Linked DNA regions of Homo sapiens: region 2 is linked to region 1. A link is an interaction called in ENCODE POLR2A ChIA-PET data of the cell type or tissue named here. Cell type or tissue: MCF 10A. All regions are shown on one strand. Region 1 overlaps MCC (MCC regulator of Wnt signaling pathway). Region 2 overlaps MCC (MCC regulator of Wnt signaling pathway).

The links. Peaks named below come from ENCODE experiments on the same cell type or tissue, not always from the same donor. Only the 100,000 strongest peaks of a DNase experiment are listed, where the experiment ranks them.
Region 2: POLR2A ChIA-PET joins it to region 1 with 5 read pairs; 2 of 35 experiments call an interaction of 5 or more read pairs at or near these places.

The regions. Positions count from the first base shown.
Region 1 is chr5:113,231,299-113,233,798 of GRCh38, reverse strand. The region is part of intron 3 of MCC (MCC regulator of Wnt signaling pathway); the gene reads left to right. Among named protein-coding and RNA genes, the nearest start is that of TSSK1B, 200 kb to the left of the region's middle. In MCF 10A, no CTCF peak of the experiment used is centred here; DNase peaks (open chromatin) are centred at 968, 1,368 and 2,268.
Region 2 is chr5:113,169,517-113,172,016 of GRCh38, reverse strand. All of the region lies in intron 3 of MCC (MCC regulator of Wnt signaling pathway), which reads left to right. Among named protein-coding and RNA genes, the nearest start is that of DCP2, 190 kb to the right of the region's middle. In MCF 10A, no CTCF peak of the experiment used is centred here; no DNase peak of the experiment used is centred here.

The DNA of each region.
Region 1 (2,500 bases):
TTATTTGTAATCTAGGGATTTGGGGCAGCCAAATATATCTTAGGTGACTCAGGATGGATTTGAATCTAATTCTCAAGGAAATGTTGATTTAATACTAAATGTTTCTGACATGCTGTTGCCATCTGGCTGGAGTTGGGGTGGAGGGAGACAAAGGGACAGTGAGAGAGAGGAGAGAGAAGTCACATATGTGCCAGTTAGTATCACCCCAAAACTATAAATCACAAAGAAATAGCCATTTTATTCCTTTTCTCAATCATTAGATTGTTCCTTGGAATGAGGGCTTAAGATACCCAGGGTTTCAGAGAATCTGTCAAGTTTTAAGGAAACTTCATTGCATTCATATTTGTGTTTGGAGCAGGTAGTATGAATACCTTGGTCACCTTTTCTTAAATTCATGCATTCTAGTCTGAGACATTGAGAGGCATTTGGGGTAGACATTTGAGATGCACATTTAGTTATCTAAGATAATTATAGGAAAACATCAAACCTTTTGGCAACTTTCCGCCCTTAATATGGGTATTTTCAGCTTTTGCAGTTCATGGTAGGTGTTACATACATTTGCCGATATAACTTGCCATGTAAATAAATATTCCATTTGGTTCCAAAACAGTTTGTTTCAAAGAAGCTTGTTTCCTCTCCTCTGATAGCCTCAGATAAAGTGGATGGGCCTATAACACTCATTTCCTCTCTTCACTAATATTAGTGATAGTCAGGTTTATAGAGCACTGCCTGCCTGCTGGCTGCTTTGCTAAGTGCTTTACAGGTATTTCATTTAGCCCTGTAACAAGACTTATAAAAGATTATAAGTCTTTGAAAATAACTGCCTGCTCCATACGCTTCAGACTTCTCCAATCCTGGTTCTGCTCCTGGGTAGATACTTTAAATCATCTCCATTTTATAGTTGAGAAGACAGAATTTAAGGAACCTGCCCCAGGTCACATAGTAACTGGTAGAGCCTGGCTTTAAGCCCAGACCATCTGGCTCCAAGCCTCCTTAAAGCACTCTGCACATGGTGAAGAGTCTGGGTTTTTCTAAAGATCCGTATGAAAGTTCTGCCTCATATAAATATTATATTAATTATACTTAATTTGCAATTCTGTATTCTTGTGTTCAAATGGGTCCTTTCTTGCTTTAATAAATTTTCAAAGTACTTTCCATTAAAGGTTTTTTGAAGTGTTGGTACATTGATGTGTGTATAATTATGCATTAATCTGAATCTGAAAGTTAATGTGAAAAAACTACCAAGTAAACTGACAGAGTCTCTGATCTCAGCTTTTTTGGGCGTGCGAATTCAGAATAGGAAGGCAAAGGGAGTGTTTGGAGATGCCTGAAAGCTGATAGACTTGGGCAAGGGTGTGGACATGTTGACTCACATGGCCTGTTGCTATTATGTGCTAGTGTTCAGGCATCCAATTCTGGAAGATTGATTCCAAAATTATGTAACTGGACTCCTCATTCACCCACTGAAATCCACTGAGACCCAGTATCCCAGCATTGGAAGATAGAATACAACCATACTACATTAAATGGATTAAGCAGAAATGCAAATCTGAAAAGGATTCTGGATATGTTGTTTTCCTACTTCACTGTGGATGGATGTGACTTTCATGCTTGTTCTTTTTTCCCCTGGAGTTTAGAAAATTCAATGTTAAAAGTGATACATTTTATTTTTGCTTTTATTTTAGAGTTTGCTTTAAGGTGAAAGCTAGTTAACAAATAACATAGTATCTTTGTGCTTGAGGTGGTGATAAACTATTTAGGCAATTGTATTTCATAGTTTGAGTCTACATTATAAAACCAGGAGGTTGTTTAGATTCAAAATTATATAGGTCCTGTACAACTTAGTGTCAGTAAGTTGTCAGATATATAGTAAAAACTAGAGATTACTGGGGATTAATAGAGTTGAAGTCTACTAAGGTAGACAATGATTTGGATGTTCATTGGCAACACTGACTATGTGAAATAGCCTTATAATAAATATGACAGCTTGCAAAAACCCACTGGATATCAGCAAAACCATGATATTTGTCTCAAAGTTCAATACATATTTTTGCTATTTCTTTCAGACACATTGGCAAATTGGTAATCACGACTATCTTAGAGACATGACTTGTAACTTTCATAGCTGTCAAGAAAATTTGTTGACATTTTCTTCCTAGGAGGAAATTCCATTTTAGAGATGATATGGGGGAAAGAGGATTAATGAGAAAGCTCATTAACATATTTGCCTGTAGGAACAAAGTGAACATGGGAGACAGCCATGACTAATGGGTGAAACATCACCCATGTCCTGTGGTCATATGAATATTCTGAGTTGTGATCTGGCTAAATAGCAGGTCTCTTTCATTGTAACTTGGTAAGAATATCTAATTTACAAAACTGAAACAAAAGGACACCACTTTGTAAGGATTTGTGTCCTAAGACAGATTTTAGATGGAAGCATATTTACTGGTGATGTGTGAGAATGTAATACAAACTGAACTCCTAAATTAAAGAGTTG
Region 2 (2,500 bases), 62 kb after region 1:
CCCATAGTACCTGAAGTCAGTCAACATTTGGATAGCTTTCCATTTTACTTTTTCTTGGTCAAAACATGGCACTGATGGTTTGCTAAGAACCATGGGAGATGGATCATGAGGGTGAGAAGGGAGAGCCTTCCTTATGTAGGGGCTCATGTAGTAGGGTCAGTTACTGATGAGTTCCAGGACTTGCTGGTGACAAGCAGATATCACTGAAGCTCTTCGTAGCTAGAAACCTCACAGATTCTGGAGAATTCCCTTGCCACAGCTGCTTCCGTTCTTGGAGGCTGCCCGGTAACCACCTGTGAAATGATACAGGCCACAGAGCCACCAATTAGATGTTCTGGGTTAAAGAGGTTTCCACTTTCCAGGGCCAGGCGCGGTGGCTCATGCCCCTAATCTCAGCATTTCAGAAGGCCAAGATGGGCTGATCACTTGAGGCCAGGAGTTCAAGACCAGCCTGGGCAACATGGTGAAACCCTGTCTCTATTAAAAATACAAAAATGAGCCAGGTGTAATAGTGCATGCCTGTAGTCCTAGCTACTCAGGAGGCTGAGGCACCAGAATAGCTTGAACCCAGGAGACAGAGTTCGCAGTTAGCCGAGTCGTGGCACTACACTCTAGCCTAGGCAACAGAGTGACACTCTGTCTCAAAAATTAAAAAATAAGAGGTTTCCGCCTTCTGCTTGTCTCTGTGCATTTTTGCCCTTGTTAGGTAATTGCCCGACTGAAGCTTAATACATTTTGGGGCAGAGATGTAAACTCATAAGTACCCAAGTGATGAAACAGCTCTATTTTCTATGCTTCCTCCTTTTGTCTTTAGGTTCAAGAGAATGGCTGCCTGTCTGATGGGAAATTATCTTGCACCATGCTGTGATAGCACTCTGCTAAACTTGACTCAGGAGCTTTCTTGTGGATGTAGGCAGTTGTGATCAAATTTTTGTGTGGAGGGCAGATATCTGAGTGAACTGCCAGGACATGGTCACATGCCTTTGACAAACAGAAATGGTTCAGGAGAGCCACTGAAGCCAAAGCTTTAGGGACGCATGTACTCGGTGCTTCCACAGAGTCTCAGTTCTGGATGCAGAACGCCCAGTGTGGGAGCCAAACACCCACTCTTCAGCTTAAAGGTATTGCCAGCCATCTGGCAATATTTGGATCTGACTCTCAGATTTCAAGTCTTGCCCTTAGAGATAAGTATTCCCAAGGGCTCTTTTCTGGGAGCAAAACATATGAGTTGCTTGCTTATACTGTAACTACTGACCACATCACGAAAAGTCTATAACTTCTTGTCAAATTTTGTAAACAGAGGCAAACATAATAAAGTATGTTAGAGATGAATTTTAAGAACACCAGTAAGGAGAGTTATATATAAAAGTCAGTAAATACTACCTTGAACTGTAACATTTTTGTAGTGCTTTTAACAAACAACACTTATAGGAATGCCCCGAGACCCCGGTATCCCTAGGAAGTGGGTAGAGTAAATATTAGCTTCCCACAAGCAGATAGGGACATGGGTGGGTGTGCATAGCAAAGGCTGGGTACTGTGGGACTTTAATGACGCCACAGAAATAAAAAGCATCCAAGCTTCTCACCATTCATGCAGTTGTGGTTTATCAGAAAATTTTGGAAATGTCCCTTCTTGCCTAAGGAGGTAGGAATATGGTATATTGCCCAATTCTACAAGGAGAGGATGATTCTGCCATGGATTAGAAGTAAAGTCCATTGAAGAAAAGGACAAAAAAGTGAAAGGAGTAAAGGGACCAGTTAGCACCCTATGGCTCCATCTGTCCTTGTTTAAAAGAAGTAGGTGCTGTAAAGAAGAAAAAAGAAATTTAGATTAAGACACTACCATCAATGGTCAAGCTTCTTTCTATGAAGACCAGACCTGCCCATGACTTTGTGCTTAAAAATACTCATTTGTGCATCTTACTAAAAATCCCTAAGAATTTTGTATTGGAGCTTAGATGTGTGGGGTATATCCATCTAATTCTACCATAGTAGCTGTAGCTGAGGTATCATGTACTTGCCATCCCCAGAAGGAAGTACTTTATTTAAGCAATGTGAAGTTGAGCAATGCATAAAAGCTGGAGTAGAATAGAAATGTTATCATTTATGCCGATCTCCCAAACAGTGCACTTTGCTGGCCAGTCTTTAAATTGCCTCTTGCTGCCTGAATAGCTACTATTAAAGAAATGAGGCATTTTGTTTTCTAGACAGCCCTCTGATTGTTGACTACAAACACTCACACAGAGTGCCTGATTGCAGAGCTTTCTGTTTTTTTCCCAGGTCATCCCACAGCAGTTCAAAAGGTGACTGCTCTTGGGGAAGAGGTCAAGTCAATGCATTTTAAGAAACCTACCCTTGTGTCTCCCCATGGCCAGAATGTGACCCCATATAGAGCTTCTGAATTTGTACATTAACCCCCTTGGCACCACACCTGAGCAGTTTGACTGGGTCTTAATGAGAGAACATTTTTTCAAGAACAACCTTTACTTGTTTCTCAGTG